2 separate regions of the Mus musculus genome follow, and region 1 is linked to region 2. A link is a loop called in an ENCODE intact Hi-C map of the cell type or tissue named here. Cell type or tissue: gastrocnemius. All regions are shown on one strand. Links, peaks and the distances in the headings refer to the core of each region. The heading gives the core; the rest is flanking DNA. Region 1 overlaps Fig4 (FIG4 phosphoinositide 5-phosphatase). Region 2 has its middle 31 kb from the start of Gm48057.

Region 1 (8,000 bases), core at 1-8,000, 290 kb after region 2:
TAAAGGCATTTTGCTCTACAGACATTTTATAACCATGTTACATTTTGAAGAAACATTAATAAAGTCAGGTTACTATTTAAAGTATATGTTGATTATGTACAACTAGAGGACTAGAGGGACCGATTCCAAAAGGTCAATTTTTAAATTGAAATGTTCTTAGAGCTTCGTGATAAGAATCATTCCGATGTCTGAAATAAGCACAGGACCCAGGTCAGATGCATTTAATTCTATTATAACATTAGAGACTGGCTTATGTGATGTTTAAGCTTTGCCTGGAAGCGGTAGTGCTGACAAGCATGAGCAAGCTCAACATATAATTAGGACGTTTAGACAATTACAGCTATTAAATATTATAGTTTGACAAATAAGTCTGAAAGTCTTCTGTGTTGAGTAGGAAAATGGCTGTGAGGGGGGAACTCTGAGGGCTTGCCCCATCCAAGGGCCTGTAAGGATGCACAGTCCCTGCAGGACACGTGGGCCCTGCCACCAGACAGGCATGGGACTGGGGAGGTGGAGCATGCTCAAACCCCAGGACATCTCAGAGATCTGAGATGACATGAACAGAGCTGCTCCTCCCTGCCTCCATGCCTGCTCTGGAGTGGGTAACCAAGACCCTCAGCTAAGATGACGGTGGGAAGTCAGTCATATAACAGCACCCGGACAGCCTCTCCACGCTAATGAGGCATCTCAATAGCCTTAGCCTTCAGCCAATGACCTTCCCTTCCTGGATAGTCCCCAAAATGATACAATCCCTGGTTCATCCCACATAAAGCACATGCATTCACACCCACACCACCCACCCCCAATAAAGAAATATGAACAAGCTCAGACCATCTCAGGGAGCAGCTTCATTAAAGGTTGCCATGAGGAAGAACTTTGCCTAAGCAACCTGAAAAACTAAGACTCATAGGAAGGCCTTCCTTCTCCCGCCCCTCCACCACTTGGCATTCAGCATGGACCCAGGTCCTGCTCACCGCAGGCCCCACTTTCCCCTTCCAGCCTGGCATACAGCCTTGCTCTGCTGCCCCACATGGATATGACCCCCTGTCCTGGACTTCACCTTGCCCCTCCTCCCCATCCCTGAGCAATACAGGCAGTTCCCAGACACCACCAGAAGAGAGGTAAAACATGGGACCACGCGTCCCCATACTTTTCCCAAAGAAGTTCCTGGAAACAATATTCAATCCCCTAATGAATAAAGGAGCCAATCACTGGGCCAGTAGGGGGGACTTCCAGGTTAGACGGAGGAAGACAGGAAACAGGAGAGAGTTAGGTCCTTTCTGGGCAGGGATAGCGTGAGGACAAGATGTAGCTACGAGTGTCTCCCAGTTTCAATGGCGGATCTGTCAGGATTCGGCACCGGAGGATTTAGATTTAATAAGGCTTACAAGATTAGGATTTTAGTTGTTGCGCCCAGTGAGTGAGTTACTGTTGTTTGTATTTGTGTTGTGTTTTCTTTCACACAGCAGATCATCAGGGTTCCAGAGAGAAAAGTATGGCGGCAAAGCGTGGGTTTGCCTGATGTGTACCACAAAGGCCGTGGGGGATTGGAAGCATGGGGTTGGTGTGGTAAGGACCCACCAGTGGGAACCCAGCAAGCTGGGTAAAGAGATTTTGGTGCTTTGAGTCAGAGTCTCCATGAGATAAAGACCGTCCGGCTACTGCCGGCCAGGCCACCAGGGCAGAGAGTTGCCGGCACAAACACAGCAACATGACAGTTTCATTTTTTGATATTTCCCACAACAATCCTTTTTTTAAACATAAAGTTCATAAGCAAAACTAAGTGGACTGCTTTATTTTTGGGTAGTGCTAAGAATCAGACCAAGAGCCCCATACATGCTAAGCACACACTCTGCCAAGCTATCTCCTTAATTCAATTATTCTTAAATTACTTTAAAGAAGATAAGTAAAATCTCATTATCAAAAGTAAATACTGTAAAGATATTTTGCTTAAACATGTCCTTTAAAAAGTAATATTTTTGAAATGTAAATAAATAAAATAACCCATTTAAAAAAAGTGAGAAGATACTGCCATAGTCAGCCAGCATTTTACCATGTCACCGGTTACGCAATGTGCAGATGTAAACCAACTAAACACTACATACAGCTGTCTGCTGGACAATGTCAAAGGTCAAGCTGGAAAGCATCCGCCATTGGAAGCCAAAGCAGATGAGACTGAAGAAGGAGCTGGAGCTGTATACAATGATGGAAGAGTCTAGCATTTGGACTTCAAGAATGAGTACAATTCTAAGAAATAACAGTATGCAGAATTCTGTTACAATGTTTTCTATCTAAATCTGTAGGATAAATAAAACTCACTGAAGCTTTTACTAAGTGTACATGTGTCACATAATAATACAGCAATAATAACATCTTGTTAAAGATGTTCCTCATGTTCCATGGGGACATAAGATTGCATTGTCTAATAGCAACATAACTATGTCTTAGTTTGGGTAAGTGGTTTTTTTTTTATTATGTTTGCAGTGAAACTCATCTAACGACACATTTCTCAGAATGTATCCTGTTGCTAAGCAACAATGACTTTGTTTATAAAGGTCTGATCTACCCACAGGTTATGAAAAACAAACCTATATGCTGGCTGATACCAGTTAGAAGATAACTAGCTGAAGTGCTTAGCCCCTGGTATCCTAGAATAGGCAGGGTTTCCTTGACACTGTCAGTAGTAAGGAGGTAGGAATAAAGTGATTTTAATAACAATTAGAAAACAAAGTTGGGGAATGCAGTAACAGGACTCTAGGCACTGGGGGAACAGCCAGACAGAGAGGGAAACTGAGGGAAAGAAACTCAGAATGTCAGCCACGAGCCCCAACTCACTGCCTAGAGGAGGGGGTGACCAATCTGATAAAACAGCCAACCAAATAAATTAGAAAGAATGGTTTGCAAGCTATTTATTCTTGTTACCAGAAAGGGAGCCACCTTACTGAGGTCATGATGATAAAGAACGCCCAGGAGAGCGACTAGCAAGAAAAGGCACGAAAGGGATTGTTATGTTCATAGCAAAAACAAGATGAAGCCAGAAGATGCTCACAGAGCCCCTAACACACTGAGCAGAGTGTTCCCTTGCAGATAGCAGACCCTCACAGGGAGAGCAGGCCCTCACTGCAGGCCCTACATAGAGAAGACCCTCACAGGCAGCAGGCTCTCACAGGGAGAGCAGGGAGAGTGGGCCCTAACAGGGACGGGAAGTCATGTGACTATCCACAGGCTCTGCCCTCAGAAATGGTCCCTTAAAAGAATTTGTGCGGAGAATAGCGCCCTCGTGTGGAGACTGCTCTGAGGCTTTGACCGGCGTGGGGACGGTGAGAATCACTGTCTACACTGCCCTCTGATGGCTAGCCAAAATCCACTCTAGTACTAATTTGATTTTTTTAATTTAAAAAAGAGAGGTAATTTTTCCAGAAAGAGCTGTTCCCACTCAGTCCCGTGTTCTTCTTGTTGAATACAGCAATTCTGTGGCCACGCAAACTCACACTGTGGCATACTGGATAACACCACTCAAGACGGATCTCCCCACGGGAGGAAGCAGAAGAATAACTGCAAATGGAAAGGCTTACCCAAGAAGAGAAACGATTTACATGAATGAGCCTCCAGCAGAAACAGATTGGGGTCCCATGGACCCCAGAGTACTAGAAGATAAAAGAACGACCGGGAGTGGTGGCGCACGCCTTTAATCCCAGCACTTGGGAGGCAGCGGCAGACGGATTTCTGAGTTCGAAGCCAGCCAAGACTACACAGAGAAACCCTGTCTCGAAAAACCAAAAAAATTTAAAAAAATAAAATAAAAATAAAAGAAGACATCACTCTCATCCCTCCACAAAAAAAAAAGAAACCAAACAAAAAAAAAACAAAAACAAACACAAAGTCGGCACATGTTTCTGAAGAAAAAAAAGCAAGATTCAAACTAAAAACCAAGACTAAGATGACATACCTTGTCTTGCCAGTTATTGTTGTCATTTACGGGGTTCACAGCTGGTTAGACAATGGTGACCCCCACCCCACCACACCTCTAGTAGCCTACACAGTACTTTCTACTGCTATGAAAGCCAGCCAGCAGGGGAGAGCTTACTGCTCAGAACCAACTTGACTTTTTCTATGTTCTGTGACCAATGTGTGTGCTGTCTTCCCTCAGCGACAGGGTCTAACCAACAAGTTCTGCTGAACAGAAGGAAAAATCCTGCACTGAGGGGTCTGCAGCCAGCTCTGACCAACAGCTCTGGGGACCCAATACCTGCCGCTCTGCTTAGTTGGCAACTTAGGGATTCTGAGAGGAACAGATAACTGTATAAGATAACTCCAATTAAATGCATATATATTTATATTCTTGATTCGTATATAACTATATAACTATATATATTTCATATACATATCTTATAAAATAGATTTTATACAGCTTTTTCAAACATCCTTAGAGTTATTGATCCCTCTCCTCACTTCCTGCTCACCCCTACCCTCCCACCCCTCTCCATATGCCATGGCTGCAATAGTGGCAAGAATGGGGTAACCCACTGCTGTCTGGCTCGATTGCTGTAGATCTGGCCCAGAACCCACGGTTGAAGAGCTCACACTCACCAGCGGTAGACCTACGACTATTTTTCTGGAGAATAATTAATAAATAATTAATAATAAACGGACACAGTATCAAACCGTCCTTTAGTCTTAGCTCTGTTCACACAGATGAGGCTAGCTCTCAATCACACCAGAGAAGTTTCACTTTGCAGTAGACATTAGCTAATGAAGAAACTTACAACTGGGACACCTGTAGCAACAGGTACACACAGTTCAAGGACCATGATGGAAGAAGGGGCAGAAAGATTCTAGAAAGAGTTAGAAGGCAGGGAGCATCAGAGCAATAATGTCTTCAGGACATGATAGGACTCCTGTTCTCAAGACCTAGCAGCTATGGCTGCCTATACAAAACAAGATCAAGCCAGTCAGCACCGGAGTATGGCCGGGAGGGGGACCATGAGCCCTCACCCCTAACTGAGAAGCTATGGACAATCAATGGCTTCTGGGGAAAGAAGAGTCCGGTTTTTTAAGGGCATGAGCTCTGGCAAACCAACCACACTTCAGTAGATGTCTCCACACCCAAGGAGGATACAGACAGCACAAACTGGACTCACTAGGTTATTATCTAAAAGAGGAGGAACAAAGTTGGAGGGAGATGGAAGTAGGGGTGGATCTGGGGAGAGCTGGGGGAGGAAGGGTGTGGATACAATCAAACACAACTTATGAAATTCTTAGAGATGATAGAAATATAGAAACAAAGTAACATTAGAAATTCTCAGGTGCAGCACAGAGTTATGACAGACAGGTAGGTAACACCATCCAATTAAAGGACAGCATCCATTTCAGTATATAAGTCAGGACTAAATTGTCAGTTGCACTGGAGAGTGGCAGCAGGGTGCACTGTTTTGTAATTCAGACTCCATTGCTTATTGCTACATCGTTGCAATCAATTCTAAGTAAACTGACTGTGAACCTGTACTGGGCCAATTCCCTGAGGACATTCAGATATACAGATAAAGCAGCAAGAGGTGCCACTGCCACCAGGAGCCTGGACCTCTGCACACCTCATGTATAAAGACAGTAGTGCAGATGGCTCACTGACACCTATGGAGAATTATTCTTGGGAAGCAAAACCACGCCCACCTGACCAGTTTCAGAACTTCTGGGCAAAATATATTTTCAGTTACGAGATGTTTCTAAAATTCAAGCAATTCAACATGACAATAAAAGCTATACATACAGTCTTAAAAATAAAAAAGATCATAGTCTGGTGGTCCTCCATTTCACTATTAATCAAAGAAAGAACCTAGACATTTTTAGACCATGTATAGGCCAAAAACAAGAAACAAACAAAAAACAAACAAGCAAGCAAAAAAACACAAAAGCTTTCTAATTTTTAGAAATTTTCCACCAAACTAAAGATATAAATTAAGGGGCTGGTGAGATGGCTCAGTGGGTAAGAGCACCGGACTGCTCTTCAGAAGGTCCAGAGTTCAAATCCCAGCAACCACATGGTGGCTCACAACCATCCGTAACAAGATCTGACTCCCTCTTCTGGTGTGTCTGAAGACAGCTACAGTGTACTTACATATAATAATAAAATAAATCTTTTTTAAAAAAAGATATAAATTTAAAAAAAAATAGGAAATTGTGTGATCCAGGAAAACAGGGACATTAACAAGGAGAGGAAACATGTCCTTGGAGGAAGAACCCAGGTGGCAGCTGTACACAGAAATGGGGATGGCCAGCGCAGATCCGAGCCATGCATCAAGATGAAATTTGTGCAATACCTAGAACATAAATGTGCTGGAAGGAGATTTACACACCCAGGAAAAATCTGGGGCTAAACTTCCTATAAAGTCATTGTAACAAGTAGGACTTGGGAGGGAGGAAAAAATCATCCTAGGTGTTAGCAGAGGCTTTGGCAGTGGCAGGCCACAGTCCCAGTGGTGGAAGGGAAAAAAGATGCCCAGAAGCACCACGGAGTGAAAGGAGCAGCAACTGGGGCTGCGCAGACGGCTCAACAGTTAGCAGCACTTGCTGCCCTTCTAGAGTTCAAATCCCAGCTCAACCACCTAAGTCTAGCTCCAGGGGATCTGACACCCTCTTCTGGCCTCCACGGCACCTCTCTCTTTCTGCCTCTCTCTGTGTTCACACACACACACACACACACACACACACACACAACTTGTTTTTAAAAGCACAGTAATTGGATCACACCATCTCCCCTCACCAGACATGTAAACCTGAATGTGTGTCTTATGAATGAGGCCCATGAAATCCACACGGCTAGGGGAAGGGGCCTGGGCAGCCCACCTCTCCAGCTCTGCTCTCTGCAGCACACAGAGCTTGTTGAGGGACAGTGGTGAGGCAGACATTTAGATACTGAAAAAAAAAAAAAAACAAAAAACAAAAAAAACAAAAAACAAAAAAACTAGCTGTACTGAAGTGAGTTGAGTCTCTTCTGAAAATTGTCATTGTTCAAGAAGACTTAAAATGTGTTGGTAACTTTGACAGTGGTGGTGAGGTAAAAAGATGAATGTGTTTCTAAAATATCTATGCAGGAAACCGGAAAGGAATACAATAGGCAACCCGTTTAAAAGGAAACGCAGAATCTACTAACATTCTCTCCTTTTATACTGACAGGCTAATTAATCATTCACTCTTCATCTGAGGGAAGAAAAATCAGCCTTCTTGAAAAGGAAGAGACTTCAGGTTGTACGGCAGCTTCAGCTAATGTTCACCTTCAGCTGAACTTTCATATTAAACATACTGTTTTTAAAGGCATCTGGAAGTTGTTTCCAGCACTTTCACAGTGTTGCAAGCCTGCCGGTTCCGTGTCTCATTTATCAAGCCAAGCTAATGGTGAGCTAACGCAGCCCAGAAGTGGGAAAGCAAGCCTCACAAGCATGCCTCCCTGACAGGCGGGACCCAGCCTGACTGATGGGGAGTGTCACATTTCACATTCCCTGCAGAAGTGAGTGTGAAATTCCATCACTCCACCACATCTCAAAACTCTTAACTATGCTTCTCTCTGCAGGACAATGACATCGGTTCCCTGCTCCTGTCCCTCAGCCAAACATACCACACTGTACGATCCTCTCTTGCTCCCCAGTCACGCAATAAAGGTTAAGAGGCATTCCTTGTGGTGTGGCTCTTATTTTACTCAAGCCCATGTGGTTGGGGATAAAGGGTGGCTGGCTCCCTAAGTCCTTTTAGTGGGAATGCACTCACCTCAGAACATCGACCACTAAGTACCCATAAGAGAGAGGCATACTGCAGATTCACCCAGGATAACTTCAGCTGCTAAACCCCCTAGAGCAACTCCTGCTCTCACTGGCTAGAACAAATGTCCACAGCAAACGGCAGCCTGAGGGGGCTGGGGGTTGGGGAGCAGGAACATTTGCCAGGGAGCTCAAACTTCAGACTGGAGCCTTTGGTGTGCCATACACCAACCCTTCCCATTCCTCACC
Region 2 (11,001 bases), core at 1,664-9,663:
GAGAAACCCTGTCTTGAAAAACCAAAAAAAAAAAAAAAAAAAAAAGCGAGGTGGTGTCAGGTTAGCCCATACCATTGCTTAGCCATTTAAAATACTGCCATCCGGTCTTTTTTCTGAGTATCATTTTGTATTTTGTGCTGAAAGCACACGTATTTACCCTGTTTTGTTCCCTGGAGCAGGCTGTCTTGTCCCCATCTATCAATACTATTTGTTGCCTTCCATTTTCAGTCACTTTGGCTTTCTCTCCTCAGAACCAGCCTGGTTTCCCATCCCCCAGATGCCTGCACGGACTGCTAATTTCTGGAAGGCTTTTGGTCTCTGTGAATTCATTAATAAAATGCAAATTGCTTTTTGAAGGGAATTCTCAGAGGAAGCAGATTTCAGATTAATTGGAAGGCCGCCAGCGGCTAGGCTGCACCACTGGGGAAGGACTGCTTGGAAAGAGGAACAGATCAGTCAGTGAAAGGCCGAGTCTGTGCCTCTCATCTCTTCCGAAGCGGGTTGCCTCCCAGTCAGCATCAATGCCCTGTAAAAGGTTCGAGGAATGTACACTGTCTGGTGTGGGTGGCACCTTCTCTGGGTCTGAGTGATACGAATTTTCATCTTTTTCATGGTGTCCCTGGATTCCGGCTTCTCTGCATCTCATTTTTTTTGGAGGTTTGATAGGGTCTTGTGGGACCATGAAACGTAGCTTGGTCCCCGGTTGGGCTAAGGATTGAAACCCCGCAAATTCTGAAGAGACTGTAGTCGCTTCGCCTGATTCCCCGGCACCAAGCCCCTGTCACTAGCCGCGGCCTCTCATAGATTTGTGACCATCAGTGCACTGACCCAAGCCTCTCCACTTGTAGAAGACGTGACCTGTGGTCACGTAGGCTCAAGGCAGATCTCCATAGTAATGAGTATTACAGGCTTGGAGGGCTTAGCCAATAAGCCTTCCTTCCCAGACACTCTTCCCTGCAAAAAGTATTTAACCTCAGGCTCACCCTGAGAAGTGAGATACGGTTTTACTCATCCACTTTCCACCATGACAGTAAACATCTTAAAACCATGGATTAGGGGCTGGAGATGGTTAAGAGCACTGACTGCTCTTCCAGAGGTCCTGAGTTCAATTTCCAGCAACCACAACCATCTATAATGGGATTCAATGCCCCCTTCTGGTGTGTCTGAAGACAACAACATTGTACTCATATACATTAAATAAATAAATTTTTTAAAAAAGTTTGAAACAAAACAAAACAAAACTATAGACTGCCTCTTTTCATCAAGATCGGTCGTGGAGAGCCATGGAGAAGGCCTTCGTCCACAGAGTCGCCATCTAATCTCTCATAGAAGGCCTCTCTGTGCTCCCAGCCACAGCCTCCACCAAGCCCAAGCTCAAGCCAACCGGTGACAAGCCAAGGACTCACCCCATGGGACCAGCCGCAGCTCCCCCTGCCACTGCGGGACACTGTTCTCAGCTCCTCCGCGGCGCCCAGCAGCGCCTGGGTGTCCAAGAACCTGAGAACCAGGCTTCATTGTCGCTGGCTCAGGGACCCCCAGCCAGCTCTGGCTGTCCTGCACCTCAGACTGTGCTTCCCCAACCCCAGAGCGGTGTCCCAGGGATGCCCTATGGCCCAACACCCGCCTGGCGACATTGTGGGGTAAACTCCCTCATTCCTCCTCCTCAAGCAGGCATGCCCTGTGGAGGAGCAGACGCAGGACCCTACAACCAACCATACAAGGTCTACAAGGTTTGGGGGCAGCTGCCCTGGACTGTGGATGAAGGCACAATATATGTTTGCTGATGAATTCCTCTTGCGGTTTGTCCCTCAGCTCCTCTGCAGCCCTTGCTGCACAAACGTTTATCAGAACACTTTTCCTTTCTCCACCTCAGACCCCAGACCTCACTTCTTGCCTCACTCTCCTGATACTGAGTATAAAATAGCTGATTTGGCTCTCCGACACTGCTGCCTGAAATCAGCAGACACAGGAGATGGACCTTTCTAAGCGTTGTTGTCATCGTCGTCGTCGTCGTCATCATCATCATTTTTTGATGACAGGAGTAGAAAAAAATGCTGCCTGTATTTCAGTACTCTTTTGGAGAGTACTGAAAGATTATTGAAATAGTAAGTTTTTTGAATAACATTTTTTAAAGAAACGTTTTTACACAAGGTGCATGCCCACATATGGACATACAGAGCCCAGAGGAAGATGTCTGGTGTCTTTCTTTATCTATTATTATTGTCGTTTTGTTTTTACCAACAGCGCCTTTCCCTGAATGTAAAATACTACATTTTGGCCAGAAACCTCCTGGCTCACAATAATCTTACTTGCTTCCCTCCTCCCCCCCACCCCCCCAGTGCTGGGTTTGCTGACACACAAAGAAAGCCACGTCAGATTTGAACCCAGGTCCTCTTGCTTTCACACAAGCACCCTTTCCCATTGAATAATCTCCCAGCCCCTATGAAGAACATTTTATGCTGTGTACAAGAATGATATAATAGACTAGTATGTGAGCCTTGCCTGTAGTTCCAGCTACTCAAGAGGCTAAGAAGGGAAGAGAGCTGGAGCCTAAGTTTGATGGCAGCCTGGGTAACACCATGAGACCCCATGTGGAGGAGGAGAATTGGGAGGGGGAGGAGGAGGAAGAGGGGGAAGAGGAGGAGGGGGAAGAAGAGGAGTTAGAGGGGAAAGGGTTGAAGGAGTGAGAGCAAAAGAGAGAGTGTAGGTATGTGTGAGAGTGTATGAGTGTGAATGTGTATGAGGATGTGCACATGTGTGTGCATGTGTGAGTATGAGTGTGACAGATTGTGCACATATGTGCATGTATGAATGTGTGTGTGCATGTGTGTGAGAATGTGTGCATATGTGTATGAGTGTGTGCATGTGTGTGTGAGAGTGTACGTGAGAGTGCATGCATGTGTGTATGAGTGTGTATGCATGTGTGTACGTGTGAGTGAGTGCATGTGAGTGTGTGTGTGTGCATGTGTGTGTGTGTGAGATTGTGAGCATGTGTGCATGTATGAATTGTGTGTGCAGGTATGAGAGTGTGTATGCATGAGTGTGTGAAGACGTGTGCATATGTGTGTGAGTGTGTATGTACACATGAATGAGTGTGTGCACATGAGAGAGTTTGTGTGTGAGTGTGTGTATGAGAGTGTATGCATGTGTGTGTGTGCATACGTGAGTATGAGTATGAGAGGTTCTAGTCTCCTCTCTGCAAACCATTAAACACTTCCCAGGATCCCCAGTGCTGAGAGCTGCGGGAATAGTTTCACAGGTGTGGGAAAACAAGAAATGAAGAGAAGACCTTTCACCCGGGAGAGCAGGCCTCACTCAGAGATCATCACTGAGCGACTTTACATGAGAAGAGAGGTTTGCAGGAGGCCCGTGTGGCTGCCATTCCAGCTAGCTTCTGACCACTACGGTCAGAGGCAGGGAACGCCCCAAGCCGAAGCTTAGAACCTCTGAGAATGAGTTAGGTGGAACAAGGACTACAATTTAAAAATGATCGATGTGAGTTAGAGTATTTGGCACATTCTTATAAAGCACAGCTATTTCTTCTATAAATGTGATTTGCCATTGATTTAAATTTATAGCTTGCATTTTTAAGGATCGCCGAGAAGACCTCCTTAGTTTTCATTCCTCAGTTCGTTGTCCAACTCTGTAATTTTTATCAGGGGAAGTCCTATCTGTTGCCACTAGCCTAACACACCCTGAGCTTTGAGGACAGATGCCCAGGTGGTGTGGAGGGACCCAGTCTGCTCCATGACAGCCAACTGTGAACAGATCCTCTGGGTTTCTGTGCTGTTTGCTCCTGAGATTCCTCCTGATGGGAAGGTTCCCCTGTCCCCACCTCTGCCTGAAGAATCAGGGCTACCAGCCAGTCTGGTGGTTGGTCAAACCCACTAGCCTAGAAAGAATGAGAGAAGAGAACTGTTCTGCTAAACATAGTTGTGTGTGTGTGTGTGTGTGTGTGTGTGTGTGTGTGTGTGTGTAGGGGAGTGGTATGCAGCCATTTCCTCATCTGATTTGGTTGATGTAATTTCCCATGGGATTAATAAATTCTAAGTGTGGGGTCATTGTGCCCTGTGGAGAGTGTCATTGTGAAGCTCTTTCTATAGTAACTCCCTTTAACATTTTAAAAACTTACCCTTACATATTGTAGTTAATGTATATGCATAAGGACAACTTAGAGAAGTCATTTCTCTCCTTCTATCATGTGGACTCCAGGGTTTAAACTCTGCTTGGCAGCAAGCCCCTTCACCCACTGAACCCCTGTACTACCTTCTCACTATAAGACTTAAGCTTTTGAATTTTATGTGTATTTTTTGAGATGGGTTCTCTCACACTGTAGCCCCATCTAGCTTGGGACTCATAGCTGCCTGCTGTGTCCACTTCTCCTGCAGGGTAGCCAGGCCAGTTGTGTACCAGGCTGGACTGGAGGGAGGGAAGCTTAGCTGGGAGAGGATGTGTGCAATGTAGGACCTCGTCTGTGATGAGTGCACAGGTAAAGAACACATCCGGGAACAGCTTGGGAGAACTGGTTCATTTATTGGAGGGCAGGGGGAGAAAGGGGTATTTATGCCCCTGGGGAGGTGGTCAGGGTCCTGGGGCAAGGTTTGTGTGTCTTTGTACCGTTGGCTGAAACAGAAACAGGGGTGTTGAAAGACACTTCATTGACAGACTCAAGGGATGTAGGGCCGGGGGAGGGGGGGAACCTTATAAGATCAAACAAGAAGTGTGGTCAGGTAACTGTTGGGGTAATAAATTCATAATAAATTCTTGCTAGGGTTGATGGTGGGGCTGCTGGGGAAGCAAACTTTATGGCACCAGGTTGGAGGAGGAGGTAGCCGACTCCTGCTGTCCTCATCTGAGGTATACAGAGTTGAGGGTCCCTCTACCCTTCCTCCCTAATCCTGCGTCATTACGGTCCCACACATAGAAATCCTCTGACCTCAGTCCCTCAAGTGCTAGATTTCAAGTATAAACCAACATGCCCGACTTATACATTATATTTCTTAATGATACACTTAGTTCAGAAAACTCACTCCTAATGTCTTGCCTTGGCGTGTTATCAAGACTGTAGGCATGAACCTGGAGACATTTCCCCTAACCACTGACAGGATTTTGTCTAGTTGTTTCCAAGCTTAGAGGAATCAGACTCAAAACTCCAGCCTTGAGGCTCAGAGCACAGAACACTGGCCCTCCACATACTCCATATGTCCAAGCACAGGATTATTAGTCATGGGACTGGAATTTGAAGCTTAGACACAGGGCTTCTAACTCCATGTTCTGCCACAGGTTGCCCCATTTCTTCAGCCGTTGTGTCCATCCTGAGGTCCGTGAGTCATACACATCCCAGGCAGCAAAAGTGAGGCCCAGCACACTTGTAGAAGACAGTGTCATATTGCAGTGTCAAACATAGGCACTCCTACTAGAGAGAGCTCTGCTGTCTGTTTATGGAGTGTGATATTCAGTCAGCTTCCGTGTGACAATCTGGCTGCAGCTGAGCTGTGGTCTCCTGCCATGGTTCATAGCTATGTTGAGGAGTTACTCAGAATTCACCATTGGTCCTGTGGAATGATAATCTCAGATTCAGTCTCATTATTACTCTGAGTGAAAGAACCTGGGCAGCCTGGTTCCACCTTGTGGACATGGGCAGTTTGGCATGTCCACTCATACTGGAGAGGCCCATGAGGAGCTGAAGCCCCAACCAGAAAGCCCCAGATAGCAAACACTCCGAATCTCCAACCATTCGAGTATCTATGTGACATAAGTAGAAAACCATGAAATTTGTTTCGTGCACAAAATTGTGAAAAATTACTCAGGTTTTGTGGAAAAATGCATACATAAAACATAAGGGAATTTTGTGTCTAGATTCATGTCCCAGCTCAGAGACATCTCATTACATTTGTGCAGATTAGATTAGATTCGATTAGATTTTATTTTCTGTGCACTATGTGGGCATAAGTTACAGATGGCTGTAAGCTGCCTGGTGTGAGTTCTGGGAACTGAACTTGGGTCCTCTGCAAGAGCAGAATTCATTCATAACCAGCACACACCATCCAGCTAGCCCTAGTCCCAAGTACTGCAAAAGAGACACGCTGGCTGCATAGAGTCATCTAGTCATTTAAGTATTCCTTTGAAGGCGAGAGGCTGGCAATGAAAGGTGATTTTTGACTCTGCTGGCTGGTTGTGTAGACCTGGCACATTTTGCAATGTCCAAGAGGACTTTGGCTTTTCTGAGTTTTCAGCATCAGTAAAAGACTACGTATATTACGGTAATTATATTACAGTAATTACGGTATATTAGTACCTAATGGAATTTTACTTGGGAGATCAGGCACTCTGCATGACCAACAGATGGCAGTGTTGACCTGCTTTAGACAATGCTGTCAGCAGCACAGTATTGCTCCTGCCCGTGGGTGAGATACCCAGTAACAGACCAGGCTGAGATGCATATAGTTTTCCAGTCCTCTCTCTCTCCCTACCAACCTGCCCCCACTACAGAGTCACTTGGTTAAGTGTCTTCTTCCAGAAAGACGTGCTTCCATCTCTGAGGGGGAAAGGGCTGAGAGCACAGAAGAGCAGAACAGACCGGCTGGGCTTGTTGGCGTCATTTCTTCACATAAAATAAAATAAAATAAAATAAAATAAAATAAAATAAAATAAAATAAAATAAACGTTTGAAATGCTTCTCTTGCACCTGAATTTATTGTTAAAGTGTAGAAAGTCTCAGAGTAGGAGATGAACCTGTTCAGGCAGGCCTGAGGGTGACCTGCTTAGCATGGACCATTGGCTATGAGATGAGAAGGGGGTCAGCAGGGTGAGGGCCTGAAAGGATGGCCCAGGCATGGTGCAGGCAGGAGGGAAAACACACCAAGCTGCAGAGACAGGACTAGAACTGAAAAGGCCAGTGACAACACTGAGTGGTAGCCCTGTAAGGGTTTCCTGTGTGCCAGGCTCCGTTGGAAGTTTTAGTTATTATTTTTTAAAAGATTTGTTTGTTTGTTTATTTATTATATGTGTATAAATACATAGTCACTATCTTCAGACACACCAGAAGACAGTGTAGACAGTGTCATATTGCAGATGGTCAGATGGTCGTGAGCCACTATGTGGTTGCTAGGATTTGAACTCAGGACCTCTGGAAGGGCAGCCAGTACTCTTAACTGCTGAACCATCTCTCCAGCCACACACTGGAAGCTTTTTGTAAGAGTGGTTTCATCTATTCCGTACCATCACCAAGGAGGTGGACACTATGATTGTATCCATGTGACAGCTTCAGAGAAGGAGGTCAGCTACAGTGAGGCCCAACACACTTGTAGAAGACAGTGTCATATTGCAGTGTCAAAAAATAGACACCCTTGCTGGGTGTGGTGGCGCACGCCTTTAATCCCAGCACTTGGGAGGCAGAGGCAGGCAGATTTCTGAGTTCAAGGCCAGCCTGGTCTACAGAGTGAGTTCCAGGACAGCCAAGGCTATACAGAGAAACCCTGTTTTAAAAAAGAAAAAAAAATAGACATCTTTGCTAGAGAGAGCTGTGTTGTCTGTTTGAGGAGGAGGAGGAGGAGGAGGAGTGTGGTATTTGGTCAGCTTCCGTGTGACAATCTTGTTGCAGCTGAGCTGTGATCTCCTGGCATGGTTCATAGCTATGTTGAGGAGTTACTCAGAATTCACCGTTGTTTACAGGTTACACTTGGTCCTTTGCAATGCTAATCTTACATTCTGTCTCACCAGTACTTGTGAATGAACCTGGGTGCCCTGACCTATCTTGTGAACATGGGCTGCCTGGCGTGTACACTCACGTGGGGAGGCCAATGAGGAGCGAAAGCCTAGGATATCATTTAATGCAAGCAGTACTGAGACCGTCTATGACAAGCTGGTGGGATGCTGACAAAGGTGCAGGCCGCGAAGCAGACTTCTCTGTTGGACACGGATGGGCAACGATGTCACACAGTGCCCAGCCTGGGGTAAAATGTCCCACACTGGTATCTGATTTATGCTTATGGTTTTTTGTGTTGTTTTCTGATTCACAGGATGTGGCTTAGGCCCTTAATCATTCATTTTAATGTGTGCCTCTCATGAAAATGGCAACAAGCAGTAGCAACCGGTATTCTGTGACCTCTCAGCATGTGCTTCAGCCTGTGTCAGAATTTGATGTCTTAGGATACTGGGTGTGCTCTGAAGTCTTCATGGGTGACTCCAGTCTCTCTTAATTTCATCACACACTCAAGGGTATCAGTATCTCCATTTACATGTTAAAAAAAAAACACAGAAAGGTGAAGTAGCTTGTGCATAGTCAGTCAGTGGTTATACAGACTTGGGATTTGAACCTAGAACTTGGAGTCCTGCCATTGTGTCCCTCTGCATTTCCATGGTGCATGCATGAGAACTCTATTCTTTGGGAAGGTCTGGGCAGTGGCTTCAAAGAGGAATACTGACTACTGGAAATCCAAGTGGAGTGGGATTTGAACCCGGATCTATCGAACTCTCAAGCTCTGCTTGAGGCTGCTGTTCTAGCCCAGAAACAGGATAAGGGACTGGATCACATGATCATGGAGATGAAAAGGGCCCAAGGTGCGCTGTCTGCAAGCTGGGAACAGAGGGATGCAAGCGACCAGTGCCATTCAGTTTGAGTTCTGAGTCCGAAGGTCAGAGAATGGGAGGTGTGGATAGAAGTGCCAGGAAATGACAGGCGTGGCACATGGCGTTGCATACTCTGGGTGGGGCACCATCTGGCAGAGTCTGTGAGTCTGATAACGGGCGTGGGGAGCAAGGGTAATGTGAATAGCTGAGGTAGGAAGGGTAGCTCTCAGAGAATCCCAGGCAGTTCGTGGTAAGGAACATCTATGATTCTGGCTAAGTATCATCAAGACAGTGGTTCGAGGCTGGACCTGGTTGCCGTGTTTCTACCTCCACAACCATACTGTTCATGTATCCTCTCTGAGATTTAAATTATCACACCTGTCCTTATGGTGATAGCCCAAGACTGCTGTGGCAATTAAATGGTACAGGGAATATGAGAAGGTGGGCAGGCTGGTGGGCAGCGACTTCCGGCCCAACCCACGTCCCCCACTAGATGTGGGAACCAGAGTCTCTCTCTTCTGTCCATGTTTAGGAGGGGCCAACTGGCATTTAGTTTTCAATTTTTTGAAGGAATCTATGCTATCAAGACTTTAGGATACGTGTTGTACCCTGCTTCCGAGGCTACCTCTCCCAGAGCCATCCTATGGTAAAGTGCTATAGTCAAATAGTCATGGTGGTCACTTGACAGATGTCAGAAGCTCTGGCACAGTCCAGGAAGCTACACACCAGGTTTGGTCAAGGCCCTGATCTCACCACTCTCCCCCGTTCTGTTCTGAGCAGCTGGGGATGGGGATGGGTCAGTGGGGGAGGGGAAGTAGTGGGGCTGTACATCAGTCTGCTTCATGCTACATTCATAAAAACAGCCCGGGAAGAAAGAGGAAGGCTAAGGGTGAGCTTCACCCACATCCCACTTTGCACTGTGTTAAGCACCATTCCAAGCATTGCTGTGAACGTAAGACTCACAGTGAACCCTACAAGTAGGGAGTTAACATCGGCGTCATGATTATCCAAGTGAAATCATTAGGCCTCCTCCAGCGGTTTCGTGGAGAATTCTTGAAATGGAGATTTTCAGTGTCCCCCTCAAGACCTTTTGAATTAATGTCTCCGAGGTGCTGGGTGTTGAATTCCAGGATCCTGTGCATGTTAGGCAAGCACTTTAATGGCTGAGTGAAAAGGAGAGACAAGAGGAGGAGGTTGTGACTAAAGTATGGGTTCGATTTTTAGCATAGATGTAAGTAAGGGCAGGTAGAGGGAAGAGTCTAGGCTGACTGTGGAGGGCCAACTAAACTGGGACTATGAGAGGAAAGAGAGGGAGGAGCCACAGGCACTAAGGGATGCTTGGAGGGCTGGGAGGGGCCACAAGTACTGAGGGACCTGGGAGAGCTGGCCAGTGTCTGCATACATTAAATAGGCATCCCAGCCATTTGTCCCAGGGGTCTGAGACTTAGGCCAGGAGCTGCTTCCGGTCTTCACGGAAGTCCTCACAGGTAAGATACTTTCCCAAACACTCTGAGTTACTTCATCAAGCAGGGCTTTCATTGGAGCACCATGACGGTGTGGCAAGACACAATTGGCCAAGGATTTAGGTGCTTGGGGTTGGATCAAACACTGTATATAAGCTCATGGGTTGGGCAATAAACTCTGATTTCCTGTTGCTGGTCTCTGGAGTTGGAGCGCCTGGGATTTGTCACATGACTATGTTGCCTCTCATCCACCACGCTCGGTCCTGTTGCCACAGAACAGGACCAAGAAAACTGCTGTACTCCCAGACCCTCTTTATCTGTGCATGCTTCCAGCCACCTTCCCAACCCCCTGAAATATATTGCTAGTAATTTGATAATTTTTTGTAGAGTTTTAATTCCATGCCTACAAAATACCTTGGAACAAAAGGAAGAAAATAAAAGTCAAGGGAAAATGTCCTTTTGGAGTAGTAGACTCAGGCGACCCTCGAGGCTCAGATAAGTGCATAGGATGATTCCTTCCAAAGACGGTTCCAGAAACTGAGGGCAGATGAAGTCTTTGTGCTCCCTTAAGTCCTTGGAAAGGAACAAATTCTTTGTTTCCATGGGAATACATTATTTCCATGGGTGTCCATCTTCATGCACTCTCCCCATGCCAGTACTAAGGAAAAAATTCACATGATGCTAAGTGGTACCCTCTTTTAAGGTCCCAACTACCACCCGTACAAATTAGTGAGCATTGTGTGAGAATGCTATCTTTGGCCATGGTGTTATGTTATTGATTAGCCTAAGACCTGTCTATGCTGACTTGCCCTTCTCACGAGAAAGCTGATGTTGAGAAGGTAGCAGTCACAGCTGTCATTAGGCGGTTGACTTCTTTCTGATGGGTTTCCATGGCCACTTTAGTAACTTCCTGCTAGGCTTGGATATAAATTGTGTGAATCCTGAAGCTCATATAGCTTTGGGGTCC

The links. A loop is a pair of places that touch in the nucleus more often than their neighbours do. Peaks named below come from ENCODE experiments on the same cell type or tissue, not always from the same donor. Only the 100,000 strongest peaks of a DNase experiment are listed, where the experiment ranks them.
Region 1: it touches region 2 in a loop (3-fold over the local background); 34 of 42 quality-filtered maps call a loop at or near these places.

The regions. Positions count from the first base shown.
Region 1 is chr10:41,285,724-41,293,723 of GRCm38, forward strand. All of the region lies in intron 1 of Fig4 (FIG4 phosphoinositide 5-phosphatase), which reads right to left. Among named protein-coding and RNA genes, the nearest start is that of Fig4, 14 kb to the right of the region's middle. In gastrocnemius, for the core only: a CTCF peak has its summit at 3,307 (motif pointing left); a DNase peak (open chromatin) is centred at 3,275; H3K4me3 peaks cover 264 bases; H3K27ac peaks cover 301 bases.
Region 2 is chr10:40,998,169-41,009,169 of GRCm38, forward strand. No RefSeq gene overlaps it. Among named protein-coding and RNA genes, the nearest start is that of Gm48057, 31 kb to the right of the region's middle. In gastrocnemius, for the core only: a CTCF peak has its summit at 6,342 (motif pointing right); a DNase peak (open chromatin) is centred at 6,368.